Linked DNA regions of Homo sapiens: region 1 is linked to region 2. A link is a loop called in an ENCODE intact Hi-C map of the cell type or tissue named here. Cell type or tissue: mammary epithelial cell. All regions are shown on one strand. Each heading gives the region's core, and the rest is flanking DNA. Links, peaks and the distances in the headings are about the cores only.

Region 1 (8,329 bases), core at 321-8,320, 130 kb before region 2:
CTTTCTTTGCCTTTTATAATTAAAAAATGCTTTTCTGAAAAAGTTTCATAAAAATATCACCTGCACATGGCAAATATTTAAATAGTATAGCAGGGTAGACATTGACAAAGGGGGTTTCCCTCCATCCTAATGTCCTCTGCCTCCAAGGCACCTACTGTTCCCAGTCTCTTCTGTGTGCTTACAGATTTCAATACACATATCAGCCCCCATGCCTTGCCCTCAACAATTTGGAGTAACAACTGTTCTATGCATTTTTTTTCCTCCATTTACAATAAATCTTGAGAACTCCCCCAGATCAGCCCATAGAAAACTGCCTTACTCTTTCTACCTGCTGCATGGTACTCCATTGGTGGATATGCCACTGGGGCCCTGGTTTTATGGCACTAAGTCTGGTAAGACTCAGAGGCATTTTCCTAGCCCTTCATTGCTGGTGTGTACATTTATGGAGCCTGCTGTGCGCCCACACAGTGATAGGTGTTGAGGCATGGAGAGAGGCAGCACCCTGTCCCTTGGGAACCCAGAGCCTGGGAAATTCGGAGAGGGACCAAGGTGCTGCAACAGCTGTATGTGTACAGGGCGGTGGGGCCCTCCCTGGTTCTCTGTGCTTCTGGCGTCAACATCTCCACCAACGTGGAAGGGAAAAACAGCTGCCCTCTGGAGTGTGGCCCTGGCTGATGAAGTCAGGGAAGGGAATCCCCTAGGGAGGAAGTAGAAATCATAAACCCTTAAGGAAGGAGACCACCACTTCTCCTGCTGCCCTTCTCCTCCTCCCCTCCGACCCACCTAGTTTATAAGACAGAAGATAAGGAAAAAAGCAAAAAGTCAGAAAAAAAACAGAAGTAAGATAAATAGCCAGACGACCTTGGCGCCACCACCCGGCCCTGGTGGTTAAAAAATAATAATAGGCCGGGCGTGGTGGCTCACGCCTGTAATCCCAGCACTTTGGGAGGCCGAGGTGGGTGGATCACAAGGTCAGGAGATCGAGACCATCCTGGCTAACAAGGTGAAACCCATCTCTACTAAAAATACAAAAATTAGCCGGGCATGGTGGTGGGTGCCTGTAGTCCCAGCTACTCGGGAGGCTGAGGCAGGAGAATGGCATGAACCGAGGAGGAGCTTGCAGCAAGCCAAGATTGCGCCACTGCACTCCAGCCTGGGCAACAGAGCAAGACTCTGTCTCAAAATAAAATAAAATAAAATAATAATAATAATAATAATATCAACCCCTGACCTAAACTACTTGTGTTATCTGTAAATTCCAGGCATTGTATGAGGAAGCATTGCAAAAGTTTCTGTTCTGTTAGCTGATGCATGTAGCCCCCAGTCATGTTCCCCACGCTTGCTCGATCTATCACAACCCTTTCACGTGTACCCCTTAGAGTGGTAAGCCCTTAAAAGGGCCAGGAATTTCTTTTTCAGGGAGCTCAGTTCTTGAGACATGAGTCCGCTGATGCTCCCAGCCGAATAAAGCCACTTCCTTCTTCAACCTGGCATCTGAAGGGTTTTGTCTGAGGCTCGTCCTGCTACACCATGGCTCACAGAGATTGCAGATAGATCGTGGGGTAGTCACAGTATCTGTAAAGTCTGGGGTGTCACCTACACCCTGATTTCTCCTCACGTGTGAGTATCCTTCAAGCTGGGCCTTTCCACATCAGCCACTCCTGCCTTTTCCTCTCTTTTAGAAAAAATTATCTGTGAAGTCTGAATATACAATGAGTTAAGCAGGGTTAGCAACAGAAACTTAAATCGATGCTAATCTGACAAATACTTACTGATTTTAAACAATTATTACTGTGCCTCTCAATGGGGTTGTGGAAGCAGCAGGGGCCCATGGTGAAGACTGAGGGAATTAATTATGGGGCTTAGATAGAAAGTGCTATAAAAGTCTTAGTTATTGTTATTGGCATTAGCATTTGCCCAGCAAGTGCTTCTGGGGGTGTTTGGGGTGTTATCATAGAGTGAGTGGTGTGGTGAGGCTGCTGCCGTAATACCTGACTGAGAGATAATGGGAGTTCAAGTCAAGAGGATGGTGGGGCTGGGGAGAGGGAGGTGGGAGACCGGGTGATGGGGTGCTAGGAGGAGGGTTTAGCAAAGGCAGAAGGCTCTGGAGGAATGAGGGGAAGGAGCTGGGAAAAATGACCAATGACAAAATGAACCTACTTCCAAATGTTTCTGGCCTTTCTTAGGGCTGAACCTGATCTGTTCCTCCCCCAAACCCCCCGCACTCCCAAAAGGACCTTGTCTGGAGTTCCCTTTAGCTTGCTTCATCTGGATGGGGTGGGCCTGCTAGGGGCTCCCATGGAGACCTCCGTAGAGATGAGCCCAGGGTTCACAGTGGCAGCAAGTCCTGCCTTGGAGGTGCCACTGAACATGAATGTAGAGTCACCAGAACCATGCCAGGAAAAACTGGGGGTCCCAGGAAAAACCAGGGGTGTCGGGGAGGTGCTGGTGGGAATGGAGCAAGATGACACTCTAAGGACTGAATATTGTCAGCATTTTCCTGGGCCTGAGAAAAAGCCCACAAGGAGGGGTGGGCCTTCTTCTTTCGTTATTGTATAAACAGGGCAGAGACAGGACAGACAGATGGCACCAAGGGCTTCCGGAGGGAGAGCCTGGGATTCGCATGGTTCGGTCCTGGCTGGCTCCACAGGGGACTCACTGCTGGCCTTTGAGACTTCCAGGAAGTGGGTTTTCTTGGTGGTGTTTGGGGCAGGTGTAAATATTTATGTGCCCCTTTCCTCTTAAAGTGAAAGCTTGTATTTATTCTGAGCCCCAGAGCAGCTTCTAAGCCCCACTATTTCTGGGCTCAAGCAGGTGAACAAAGAAAAACTATTGCTGTGCGGTGATTGCCAGGCAGCCTCTTCCCAGCTGCCCAGGACCTGTCGCCCTTGACATCTCCCTGGCTGTCCCTATACACCACCAGCACCAAGCTTCGCAGGTGCCTGCTGGGTTTCTGGCTTGCATCTCTTCCCTGCGGCCACCAGCTGACGCCTGCATTCACATTCTAAGGAACCCGTCTGTCCCAACCACCACGACAACCCCCTTCCCCCCTACTCTTACCTGCAGCCCACGCAGGTCACAGCCATTAGATCCTTCCCCTGAAGCGCTGCTTCCCTCCTGCCGCACTCAGGGCTCCCTCCTGCCTTCCATGCCCAGGACAGGGCCTCCCGGCCTCTCCAGGTCTCTGGAGCAGAGAGGTTGTGCCTTCCTCATGCGGTCAGGCTCAGGCTGGGAAGGAGCGGCCCAGAGGCGGGGGGAGGCACGGGTGCGGGGCTGCCTCTTCCCCGGTAGTGGACGCTGAAGCCTGTCCACCTGAATTGGAGGCGGGGCGGGGCAGTCGACTGACCGCCAGGCAGGGGAGCAGGGCGCGGGCTCAGAGGGAGGGAGTGGGAGGCCGAGGAAGGACAAGGTGCTTGTGGCGATGAGTATCAGAAGGCAGAGCGGAGCTGCTCAAGAGAGGCTGGCTCTGTGGAGGTGAGGACCTGCAGGTGGGCCTGGCCTCTCTGTGGGATGGTACCCAGGGCAGGAGGAAGAGAAACACCTGTTTAGAGAGAGGGGGAGGGTCTGGGCCAGTTGTGTGCGGACTCTGCCATGGAGGCAGGGGGAACCAGGGCGGGGCCGTCTGTGTAATTCTAATGTCATTTGCTAATGGTGGTTGCCCGCAGCTGGGGAGCAAGAGGGGAGGAGATGGGACCACCCGGCCAGAGAGAGGAGGGGTCGAAGGCCCCCTTGGAGGAAGGGCCCAGCGCACAGGGCCTGCAAGGAGTTGGCCCCTTCCCCACCCACAGCTGGGCAGTGCCCACTGAGATCATCCTCCCTACTTCACAAACAGAGACACAAAGGCCAGACAGCTTGAGGTTAAGGAGCTCGGTCAAGCCCACACCACAGTACAGGGTGGGGGCCGGGATTTGACCCAGGTCCACAGGGTGCCCACTCTCTAGGCAGCACCTGCACAGAACAGGGCAGTGCCATAGGGAGGGGCTGCGCGCTGGGCAGGAATGCATCTTCGGCTAGAAAGAGTCTAGAAGGAAGATCAGAAGTGGCGAGACTGCACAATTAAGAAGTGCTAAGAAGTCACACTGGACAGACCTGGTCTTGGTAGCCAAGCGCTGAAGTCACCCCTGCAGCCGTCCTCCGCTTTGGCGCCTCTTCCCAGCGTCCCTGCCCCCCTCCTTTGGCCCTCCTGGAAAGGACACTTTGCGTTTTCTGTTGCCCTTGCCTATACAGCACAAACATGCTCATTTAAGAAGTGGAACGTGGGAGGCAGCAGACAACTGTGTTCATCTGAAAGGAGGAGGCCCCACTCCCGTGCAGGCGCTGCCCCTGGGGGTGAAATTCCCAAGCTTGTTGGGGATTCTCCCGCCTGGCGTTGCCGCTCTGAATGCCAGCACCTAACCCCTAATGTCCCTACTGCAGCCCTCCCAGCATCCCCCCTGCAACCTCCCAGCAACTCCCTGTACCCCTCCTAGGATCGCTCCTGCATCCCCCATTATCCCCCCCTTCACCCCTCGCGGCATCCCCCCTGCACCCCCAGCATCCCCCCTGCAGCCCCCCCAGCATCTCCCCTGCACCCCCAGCATCCCCCCTGCAGCCCTTCCAGCATCCCCCTGCACCTCTCCCAGGATCTCCCCTGCAACCCCCATTATCCCCCCTGCACCCCTCGCAGTATCCCCCCTGCACCCCCCAGCATCCCCCCATGCACCCCCGGCATCCCCCCTGCACCCCTCCAGCATTCTCCTTGCACCCTACCAGTATTCCCCCGCATCCCGGCCTCCAAGCCTCCCGCCCACCTTGCGGTCCCCGCCCTGGCGTCTAGGTGGCACCAGAATCCCGCGCGGACTCCACCCGCTGGGAGCTGCCCTCGCTTGCCCGTGGTTGTCCAGCTCAGTCCCTCTAGACGCTCAGCCCAACCGGCCGCACAGTTTTCAGGGGTCAGTTCCTCCAAGTACAAGGGGCGGTGGCTTCTCTGGAGCTGCAAACTTGTCACTGCTATTTCCTTTCGGTCTTCTACTTCCTATCGTTCCTGGCCTCCTCTTGGGGAGAGGTAGAGCCCTCTCCTTTCCGCCTCAGGGACAACCCAAAGCAAGTACTGCATGTGCCCTTTTTAAAGTTTTAAATAATTTTAGCAAAAAGGATATTAACATTAAATCAATTTTTAAACTTTTTGAAAAAATTATCAAAACTACATGCACATGGTTCAAAACAATAGGCTCCTGCTGGGCCCTTTCAGATAATTCAAATTGTCACCAGGTTGGAGTGCAGTGGTTCGATCACGGCTCACTGCAGCCTCGACCTCCCGGGCTCAGCTGATCCTCCACCTCAGCCTCCTGAGTAGCTGGGAACACAAGCGCGAGCAACCACGCCCGGCTAATTAAAAAAATTTTTTTTCTAGAGATGGGGTCTTGCTGTGTTGCCCAGGCTGGTCTTGAATTCCTGGGCTCAAGCAATCCTCCCGCCTCAGCCTCCCAAAGCACTGTGCTCCTTTTTGACGCAGCTTTGAACTGTAGCTGGTTAACAAAATGAGAACCAGTTCTTCATTCCTTCATTGTGGAAGTCTTTATTGTGAGACTCTGGGGACGGAGAGGAATTAGACAAGGGCCTCTAAGCTGAGCTCACATCCCAGCCGGTCAGTCAGATAAACGCATGGGTATCGAGTACTGCTAGGTCCCAGGAAGAAAGAGAGAGCAGCTTTCGGGATGGGGACGATGGGGAGGTGTCCGAGGTCAAGAGAAAGCGGCACGAGCAGACCCCTGTGTGCCGTCCTGTGGGCGCGGGGCGGCAGGGGAGGCGCACACCTGCTCCTTTGTGCAGCCTCCCCCCTCCCGCAAAGTTAAAGAGCAGGAAAGTCAGGATTCCTCGCTCGGCCCTGCCCTGCCGGCTGCTCCGCGCTCCGCTCCTCCCTGCGAGCGTGTGTGTGTGTCGGGGGTCCCTCCCCTCCTGGCTCTGGGGTCGGGCGCGCACCCCGCCCCGTAGCGCGGCCCCTCCCTGGCGAGCGCAACCCCATCCAGCGGGAGCGCGGAGCCGCGGCCGCGGGGAAGCATTAAGTTTATTCGCCTCAAAGTGACGCAAAAATTCTTCAAGAGCTCTTTGGCGGCGGCTATCTAGAGATCAGACCATGTGAGGGCCCGCGGGTACAAATACGGCCGCGCCGGCGCCCCTCCGCACAGCCAGCGCCGCCGGGTGCCTCGAGGGCGCGAGGCCAGCCCGCCTGCCCAGCCCGGGACCAGCCTCCCCGCGCAGCCTGGCAGGTGGGTCCGCTTTTCCTCTCCGCCTCGAACCCACGTTTCTTTCCAGACCTTCTTCCCCGCCTCGGGGAGGGGGATAGAACCGCTGCGCCCCACCGCCCTGCGAGGAGGCGAGGAGGTGCATGCGCCCCAGCGGTGGGCGCCGGATCCTGCCCCTGCGCCCTCCACGCTCAGCAAGAGCCAGAGCTGAAGCTGACCGGCCAGAGTGGGAGACGAGGAACGTGGAGTGCTCGAAGTGGGCGGGCGTAGGGGGCTCCTTTGTCTATTGTTGCAGGGGCTTTGCAACCTCTTGAGGACCCGTGAAAGACCCCTTAAAGAGGGTCTTGAGCAAAGTGCTGTCCTGCGCTTTGGGAAGAGTTGCTTGCTTTCGTTTCAACCCATGGTTTATGTTTGATCTTTACTTTGCTGTCATCGCGTGCAGGTGGCTTTATGCAAAGGGAGAGTTCTGGTTGACACAAATGCCCAGACAGCTAGAGAAATCTCTGAGTGGCGCCTAAGTGGGCCGAGTCTCCGTGCGCTTGGGTGGTTTCACTGTCAGAGCTGAGGCGCTCTCAGACACCTCACAGGCCATTCAGAATGTATGTGAAACTCCAACTCCAACGACTGTGCTACGTGGTTGAAGGATATAACCATCATTTGCTTGAAAATTGTGTACATTCAAACTTGTTCTTGAAAAAAAGCTCTCTGGAGCTCAAGAGTGGATTTGGGTCTTGGGCTAAGGAGCAGATTTTCTTCTGAACTGGGGCTTTTGCATATTGAATTGTTCCTTTTCCATTTGGGACTCTGAAGAATTTGAGAGGGGTAGAATTTCTGAATCAGACATTACAAAGACTTTGTGTATGTATTTTTACCATCAGTTTTGTCCAGAAAAGTGAACCTGGTCAATGGATTATTTATGAGCCTGCTAGCTAACTCTCATCATAGGAAGACGAGAGCAAATATTTAATGTGTTTTGCCTTCAGTTACATAGGAAAAATGTCTAAGAAGGTGACATTGGGACTTGTGTTTAATGAAACAGAGAACTGTGGGCAGCGTCAGTGTTGGGTTTTTAGGAGCGTAGGGAGCACACAGCTTTGACTCTTTGTCCCATTACTTGCTTCTGTGTGAAGCCACTGAGGCCCCAGGGTTCGGGTTTTCCTGCCACGCACTCTGGGGTGGCAGTGACCGTTCCAATATGGATGAGTGAGAAGCAGGTTCTTATGAGGTTTGTGCAAATTGAGCAAGCCACTTGGGGCATGGGTTTTTCCTCTTTTCTTTCTTTCTTTCTTTTTCCCACTAAAGAACAGATTGAAAGTGCTTCACAATTAATCAAAAGTCCCCTCAACACTCTGGTGATCCATCTAAGACCTCTCAGAGATATAACCACCAGCACAGATATTCAAACCCATTTTTTTCAATCTCCTTGTTTAAGAAATATATATATACTAGGAGTGGGATGGGGGAATAATGTTGATGTTTTAATGGAATCTGAAAGACCTCAGAAATTCCTCTCGGGGGATGTTTAGAGTCGTCTGAGCATTTTGATGAAACTTGGAGAGGCATGTTGAAGAGTTTCGCAAATAGGTGAGGTGCCTGAGGAATGGGGATGCTTGGCTGGAGGGGGGTTAGGAGCATGGATCAGTCTGTTTCTTACAGCAGGTGCTTGCTTCCCAAACACCCTGGATGTCCGCTGCCAAACAGAAACACAGGTAACTCCAGACATTAAGCCAATACGTGGCAGCTCCTTCTCCTTCCTAGTTGTGGAATGAATGGTATAATTGGAGAGAATATAGAAGGCAGGGCTTCCTGAAGAAGCTTAATTTTAATTTGGCTTCATGAATCAACAGGATATGGTCATGACTTGACTTTTTCTAAAGATGTCTGGACAGCCAGAGCAAAAATTATACAGTCACTTTTGGTTGTTGTTGAGAAGGTAACTCAGACCTTAGTTATTCCCAGTAACATATCAGCTCCTCGTGGTCCTCAGCTCTAAATGAGGGGCTGTGGAGAGGACTGCCTAACACGATGTCCGAGTCCCCTCCAACTCACTCTGCAACCATGACCCTAACCTCTCCACTTTAAGAAAACATGAGTTGAAATGATGG
Region 2 (8,329 bases), core at 81-8,080:
CTTTCAAATATATTCTATAACATACTTAAATACACTTGGCTATGGCTACCTTAGCTGGGTATTTTTTGGCTAAATTTCTTCTTAGGTAGCACTTTTGGGTTTAGAAAGTGCTGAGATAAATATTAGCAGCAGAAGACATTTATAGGTACCCCTTTCCAATGGAAAATATTTTATAGTTAACAAACAAAACTGATAACAAACAAAGGATCCTAAATACAGTATCAATTCCATTATCATCCATTATCACTTCTCTTGCAAACCTTCCCCTGGCATTTTTGCATACATATAATTGTCAGTCTTGGAGGGCAACGGAGGTGTAATACCACTATTTAGTTGTTTGGTTATCTTCATGAGAGCTGAACAGATGTGTATCCAGTGGTATAGATGTTCAATGACAACATTACCAAATTTCCATACTTCAGTTCGGGAATGATCTGCATCAGGAAAAAAAAAGAAAAGTAAGAGTGGAGAGTTTTGCACTTTACTATTAAAATTATAAGTTCTAATATTATGATTAAAGTTCATTAGATATGTTTTGAGTCAAAACCAAGCAGAATCTTGTGTAAATATGTAATTACAGGAATATGGATAAATTTTGGTATAGTCATACAATGGAATACTTAACAGCAGTTAACAAAGAATTAGAGTTATTTGTATTCATGAATAAATCTCAAAATATTCAATACAAAAAGTAAGTTATAGAATAATGTGTACTTTTGGGCACAATTAAACGGCTTTAAAACCTGCAAGATAGTATTATATTATTTATGGATTCATTAGCATATAGTAAAAATAAGAAATCATGCATGAAACCAATACCAAATTCATGATAGTATTATCTCTAGGGAAAGACGAGAAGACAGTGGGATCGAGGAAAGATAGAAATCCTCAACTGTTCCTATAATGTTTTCTTTAAAAAGTCTAACTCAAATATAGTGTTAAGGTTGGATATAGAATATAGCTTCATAATGACTATGCAGGTATTATTCTCTATACTTGCATGTTTGAAATATTTCCTAATTAAAAATTATTTAAAGCTATATAGTAACTGCACACCATTATATGTTTTAAGTTTTTTAAATTGAAAACTGTTAAACTGTCATTCATAAAAGTTGCTTTTTCCCAGGAGTCAATGACTAATATTCAAACAGAATGGTCCAATGGAAAGACTATATAGAGTTGAACAGATGAGGGTTCTGTCCAATGGAAAGACTATATAGAGTTGAACAGATCTTGGCTCTACACCAATGAGTTTTGTCACTTAACTGCTCTGAGCCTCAGTTTCTTCTTCCATAAAACAAAATTGTAAGAATTGTTTTTTTCTTTTGAGACAGGGTCTTGCCCTGTTGCCCAGGCTGGAGTGCAGTGGCACGATCATGGCTCACTGCAGCCTCAATCTCCCATGCTCAGGTGATCCTCCCACTTCAGCCTCCCAAGTAGCTGGGACCAGAGGCTGAGAAAATATATGTGAAGATCTGTCACAGAGTAGTTGCTCAAAAATATTAACTACCGGCTGGGCACAGTGACTCACACCTGTAATCCCAGCACATTGGGAGGCAGAGGCAAGTGGATCACTTGAGGTCAGGAGTTTGAGATCAGCCTGGCCAACATGGTGAAACCCCATCTCTACTAAAAATACAAAAATTAGCCAGGCGTGGTGGTGGGCACCTGTGATCCCAGCTACTTGGGAAGCTGAGGCAGGAGAATCGCTTGGACCTGGGAGGTGGAGGTTGCAGTGAACTGAGATTGTGCCACTGCACTCCAGCCTGGGTGGCAGAGTGAGACTCCATTTCAAAAAATAATAATAATAATAATTACCCCCTTTCTTTCAGATGCCTCTCATCCACAAGTCTATTTTATTCATTTCTGTTATTCCTAGTAACTAACTCAGTGCCTAACCCAATACATGTTTGCTGATTTGAGTAAACCATTTGGTTATAATTGAGTTCAAGCTTTATTATTTATTTATTTATAATTATAAATAAATAATTTATTCATTATCTTTAATAATAGAGACAGGGTCTTATGTTGCCCAGGCTAGTCTTGAACTTCTGGCCTCAAGCAATCCTCCCACCTCGGCCTCCTAAAGTGCTGGGATTACAGCCATGAGCCACTGCACCTGGCTTTTTTTTTAATTGAGTAAAAGCTTTTAAATATCAAGTCTTCTATCCAATAGCTTATTAACAGTAATGACAATGATCTATTAGAATTGCTAAGCAGAACATATTTTATTTTCTTGTCTTTTATCAACACAAAGGAACAAGATTCTCTGAATTAGGTTTAGCTGTCCTATGGTTTGGAAGGAACTATACAACAAAAGGTATAATATGGGATAGGAATGGCACGTAAAATGTGGAAAACATTCACAAGTCTCAATTTTTATTTGAAGCTGACTTTAAAGCGTGGATCCAATTAATTTTCTAAAATTCTCTGTTTTAACACACACGCACACACACACACCACCCTGGCATTGTCTTTTCTCATTCAATTATAAGTGTTCAATAAATGTTAAATTGAAACATTAAATTAAGGAATAATGAATTAGGTTTCTCAAATACTAAAATTCTTTCCAGATTATAGCTCAGTAACATTAGAGAGAATTATGAATAAAAACAAAACAGATGCTGGTCATGAGATCACATTCAAAATACCTGATTCATCTCATTTTATGAGCAATACTAGACCAATCGACATACATACTTAAAATATTGAAGGTGCATTTGTTATAATTCATCTCTCTTTCTGTTTTTTGTTTTGTTTTGTTTGTTTGTTTCGTTTTTTGAGATGGAGTCTCACTCTGTCGCCCAGGCTGGAGTGCAGTGGCACCTTGTGGGCTCACTGCAACCTCCGTCTCCTGGGTTCAAGCGATTTTCCTGCCTCAGCCTCCCAAGTAGCTGGGATTACAGACGCCCATCACCAGGCCTGGCTAATTTTTATATTTTTGGTAGAGACGGGGTTTCATCATGTTGGCCAGGCTGGTCTCGAACTCGTGACCTCAGATGATCCGGCCTCCCAAGGTGCTGGGATTACAGGCGTGAGCAACCGCGCTCGGCCAATTCATCTCTCTTTCTGTTAATTAGTTTCCTGGAAACCCTGCAAGGTAAATGATACAGGTTTCCAAAGATAATGTTTCAATGCTATGAAGCTAAATAAAATTCACCCTAGGACACTCCTAAAAGTCCTTATTTTCGGAGACAAAACAGCTCTGCTGCTCCCCTCAGCTTTTCTTCCGCCCTTCCCTAATGCCCATGAAGAGCTCTGTTCCTTTGACCCCTGCCACAGTGTTCTTATCTGAACATCCACGTGAGCAGACGCCCATCTGCAAGCCATTATTAAGCTAGTCGCCATCTCCATGGTGATTCAACGACACGGGGATGGTGAGCGAGGTCGCTGTCTTTCACAAGACCCTGTTGCTTATTTCCTGTGTTATTGTTACCGAGACAGAAGCTCCGAAAGTGTCTGGACGGTGGTTCCTGTTTCCCTGTCCTTTCCAGAGGTTGATGCGTTAACGACCGGCTCTAACGATTCCTCTAATGAGCCTCCAGCGCTCTGCTGGGTTCCCTATTAACGGTTGAGTGCTACTGCCCTCTTGTGGTAGATGCAGGCCGGATCTTTGCAGCTTGACCCACGACAGACCCCACTCACACAGACTTTGCAATTTTTTCAAGCAGATAAACGCTTCTTTTATAACCATAGAAATAACGCTTTTTTTTTTTGCTTTGCTTTGGAAAAGTGTATAGTAAATTATTTGAATATATCTAAGCTATAGAGAGTACTGGGTGACCTTTGAGTCTATCTATGGACATTAGTTCAGAAACATGATATTTTTGTAGGTTCTAGTTTAATCAAACTTTTAATTACATAGTGAATTCATTATGCTGGAAACACTGGGCTATAGTAGGATATTTCTGAATTAAAACTCCATTTATGGATCCCTGCTTTTAACACTGGATTAATAAAGTTAAATCTTTTGGGGATGATGGATAATTAGTATAGATGGGCAAAGCAAAAAGAAAGAAGTACTTAAGCTTCAAGTACAAAAGCTAAAATGTAACTGCTCCTTTCAACTAACAATCCAAGATCAGCCACATTTGTTGATGTTCCTCTCCTTCATTAGTTCTCTTAGTTTTAGTTCTCATTTCTATTGCTTCACATACCCCAAGTCACTCCTTAACATGACAGCCACACACAATAAACTGAAGGTCCTTGCAGCAATAGAAGGGTATGTGTATGCAAATTTCTTTTCTTTTCTTTTTTAGATGGAGTTTTGCTCTTGTTGTCCAGCCTGGAGTGCAATGGCGTGATCTTGGCTCACTGCAACCTCCACCTCATGGGTTCAAGCCATTCTCCTGCCTCAGCCTCCTGAGTAGTTGGGACTACAGGCATGCACGCCTGGCTAATTCTTCTGTATTATTAGTAGAGATGGGGTTTCACCACGTTGGCCAGGCTGGTCTTGAACTCCTGACCTCAGGTGATCCACGTGCCTTGGCCTCCCAAAGTGCTGGGATTACAGGTGTGAGCCACTGCGCCCGGTCATATATGCAAATTTCAATCAATCTTTTTGTAGGCAGGAGAATTTACATTTGCCATGGCAATCAGGAATTTAATATGTCATTGTTAATTTAATATGGTCCCAAAGGCACTGTAGTGTACTGCCTCCCAGATTTATCAGGAAAAATATCAATGTTACACGGGGAGTTAAAAACACATTTTTCTCTAGTAATCGAAGTTTGAGGGGGAAGTTTGTTCTAGGATGAATGCTGAGTTCTTGCACGTATATCAGTTTCATTCCCATGGCAAGCATATTTCTGTACAGTGTCACAAGCATAATTTCTGTACAATATCACATAATTTCTATACAATATCACATGTAGTGGCTTTTTAAATGATGTAGCTATAAATCAAGTCATGTGTAAATTGAAATCAATGCAAATTATATTTACAAAATTCATAGTTTAATGTAGTGGCCTCCAAACTCTTTTGCTCATGTACCTCTATCAGTAACAAACATTGAGCATGTGCCCATATATATATATATTTATAATATATATATTTATAAATTATTTATTTTAAAACATTTTAAACAAAAAATAGAAATTAACAATGAGTTAAAACCATTATAAAGAAAAGTCCTTTGGCCGGATGCAGTGGCTCACGCATGTAATCTCAACACTTGGGAGGACAAGGCAGGTGGATTGCTTGAGTCCTGGAGTTCAAAACCAGCCTGGGCAACATGGTCTGTCTCTACAAAAAATACAAAAATTAGCTGGGCATGGTGGTGTGGGCCTCTAGTGTCAGCTACTAGGGAGGCTCAGGTGGGAGGAGGGAGAATCACCTGAGCCTGAGAGGGAGAGGTTGCAGTAAGCCAAGATTGTGCCACTGTACTTCGGCCTGGGTGACAGAGTGAGACCTTGTCTCCAAAAAAAGAAACAAAGAAAAAAAGAAAAGTCCTTAGTCCTTTGGTATTTTTCTTTCTTTCTTTCTGTCTTTCAATGTCTCAACAGAATCATCTTTGATATTTTTCTTGCGCCCCAGAGACAGTTTTTTAAAAAATCTTCTGGGGTGCTTCCACTTAACTTTGGAGACCACCAAGTTAAAATATGAAAGAAATTGAATGGATAATGCTTTTCTAGATGATTAACATGCATTCAATTTTGCTACGTCTGAAATTCCTACTAAGACTAATGTAAAGGAAAAGAAAGAAGAAAAGAAAAAGAAAAAGAAGACATAAGGGCCGGGTATGGTGGCTCATGCCTGTAATCCCAGCTACTCAGGAGGCTGAGGCAGGAGAATCACCTAAGCCCAGGAGTTCGAGGTTACAGTGAGCCATGATCACACCACTGCACTCCAGCCTGGGTGACAGAGACAGACCCTGCCTCTATAATTAATTAATTAATTAATAAAAGAAGACATAAAACCAATGATAGAAAGATCAGGAGAAAAGAAACACCAATATTTAATTCCTACTCCCATTGCCTCAAAGTCCCAACAACTTCTTCTCCCATCTTCACTCTGGCTGATGACTCTGCTTTCAGCTTCTCTGTAAGATTGACACAATCAGAAGGCAACTTCCATAGACTCCCACCAGCACACCTACCCACTCACTCTCATCTGCACCCATATTCTCCTTCCGTAGACTTCTACCAGCACACCTACCCACTCACTCTCATCTGCACCCATGTTCTCTGTCCTCTTGCTGTCTTAAGCCAATTCCTCCCTTGGTGTGGTAGATCCAGGGTAGTCAAATAATTCATTGTTCAAATTGGTACACTTGAGAGAGAAAGAGGATGCTAACTGGACAAGTCACCAGAACAACAAGCAAAAACTTGGGCTGTTCCAAGGTAAACATAGAACGTATGGTTACTCTAACAACAGCCCATCCTCTCTGACGTGCTTGAGGACATTGTTTCAGGAATTCTCTGTCTTCAACATTGTCAACTTCTTGCTTTCTACAGGATTTCCCATCAGAATGAAACCTGCTGTTATCTCTCCCATCTGAGAAACAAAACAAAACCTTGACCCCATTTCCTCCTCCGGTTACCACACCATTCTTTGCTCCCCTTTGTGGCAAAACATTCAGAATCGTCTCTACTCAGTCTTCCCACCTAGGAGACTTTCCTCTCTTTGCCAATCATCTATTCACCAACCAATCTCGATTTTATATCTCCAGCTTAGACCTTTCTCGAAAACTCCAGATTTATTTAACCATCTACATAGTCACATCTCTACTTCCATATCTAATAGATATCTCAAACTCAGCATGTCAAAATCTGAACACTTCATCTCCCCCGACCAAAGCCTGCTCCACCTACGTGTTCTCCATCTCAGCTGATGGTAACTCCATCCTTCCAAACCATGGAGTCAACCTTGGCTCCTCTGTTTCTTTCTCATTCCACACTCAAACTGTCAAGATATATTTTGGCTCTGCCTCTCAAATATATATAATATGACCACTTTTCACCATTTCCACCAGATTCCTGCAACAACTCCTCTAGTTGGTCTCTCTGCTTCTCTTCTTGACCTCCAAAGTGTCTTCTCATTACAGCAGCAGGGTGATCCTTTTAAAACATAGGTCATATCGTTCCTCTGCTTAAAACCTTGCAATGGCTCTAATTCACTGGGTGTTGTGGCTCATGCTTGTAATCCCACACTTTGGAGGACAAGGCAGGAGGATCACCATAAGCCATAAAATCAAGACATTATGATAGTCTTCAAGACCCTAATTGATTCAGTCCTCCATTACCTCCTGAACTCATCTCCTTACTTACCTCCCGTTCTCTGACCCTGCTGCTGACACAGTGGCCTCCTTGTTGCTATTTGAAAACACTGGTTGTTTCTGCCTTAGGGCCTTTGCTTTGGCTGTTTTCTCTGCCTGGAATACTCTTTTTCTTTTCTTAGGATAAAATAACATCAAGCAACACCTGGAATATTCCTTGTACATTCATATGGCTGATTCCCTCACTTCCTTCACATCTTTGCTTAAATCTCACCTTTTTTTTTTTGAACGGAGTCTCACTCTGTCGCCTAGGTTGGAGCACAGTGGTGCGATCTTGGCTCACTGCAACCTCCGCCTCCTGGGTTGCAACAATTCACCTGCCTCAGCCTCCTGAGTAGCTGGGATTACAGGTGCCTGCCACCATGCCCAGCTAATTTTTGTATTTTTAGTAGAGATGGGGTTTCACATGTTAGCCAGGCTGGTCTTGAACTCCTGACCTCAGGTGATCCACCCACCTCAGCCTCTCAGAGTGCTGGGATTACAGGCGTGAGCCACCACGCCCGGCCTAAATCTCACCTTCTTGATAAGGCCTACCTGACTATTTAAATTTGCAGCCCGTGCCTCCTCCCTGCTTCCCACCTTTGCATCCACTGCCTTACTCGACTTTGCTTTTTCCCCCATAGCACTTATTTTCTACCATAGTGTATAATTTATTATGTTTATTGCTTATCCTCTGCTCTCCCCTTTAGAATGTAGGCTTCTTGAGGGCGGGGATCTTGTTCTATGTCATTCACTACTGTACCCTAGGAACCTAGAATAGGGCCTGCCACATGGATAGCACTGAGATAATTTTAGTTGAGTGAAAGACAGAACAACAAAATTTGAAAAATATAAAGCAGATGAAGAAGTGGTAGCAGACAGGAGAAAAGTGGAATCCTAAATCAGCAGTGGAGAAAGCCTAGAACCAACCTTCTGTATATCCCAGAATCCTCAAAGGGTTCAGAAGGGTTTGTTGAAGCTGTTTAGGAAAGAGGAGAGAAAATATAGGGATTTTGAAGACTGAATCTAGGAGATCCAATGTCTGAATAATAGGAATTCCAAAGAGTGAATACA

The links. Peaks named below come from ENCODE experiments on the same cell type or tissue, not always from the same donor. Only the 100,000 strongest peaks of a DNase experiment are listed, where the experiment ranks them.
Region 1: a loop joins it to region 2, with 2.5 times the contacts of the local background. A loop is called at or near these places in 16 of 110 quality-filtered maps.

Annotation. Positions count from the first base shown.
Region 1 is chr17:30,233,532-30,241,860 of GRCh38, reverse strand. SLC6A4 (solute carrier family 6 member 4) reads left to right here and starts at 6,164. Exons shown (of 15, transcript NM_001045.6): 1 at 6,164-6,248. It overlaps LOC105371720 (a long non-coding RNA gene), which reads right to left and starts at 4,363. Exons shown (of 3, transcript XR_007065698.1): 1 at 4,090-4,363; 2 at 3,061-3,541. RefSeq lists an enhancer at 2,632-3,532, cis regulatory regions at 4,528-4,570, 4,354-4,595, 4,698-4,717, 4,586-4,756, 4,984-5,023 and 2 more, a silencer at 5,748-5,930 and promoters at 5,431-6,185, 4,340-6,185, 4,366-6,190, 6,086-6,380, 4,596-6,380 and 1 more. In mammary epithelial cell, for the core only: a CTCF peak has its summit at 4,820; no DNase peak of the experiment used is centred there; H3K4me3 peaks cover 1,107 bases; H3K27me3 peaks cover 2,393 bases.
Region 2 is chr17:30,099,939-30,108,267 of GRCh38, reverse strand. It overlaps EFCAB5 (EF-hand calcium binding domain 5), which reads right to left. Exons shown (of 23, transcript NM_198529.4): 23 at 1-434. The coding sequence ends at 244. Among named protein-coding and RNA genes, the nearest start is that of NSRP1, 13 kb to the left of the region's middle. RefSeq lists silencers at 3,123-3,224, 3,572-3,671. In mammary epithelial cell, for the core only: a CTCF peak has its summit at 3,590 (motif pointing left); a DNase peak (open chromatin) is centred at 3,537; H3K4me3 peaks cover 340 bases; H3K27me3 peaks cover 337 bases.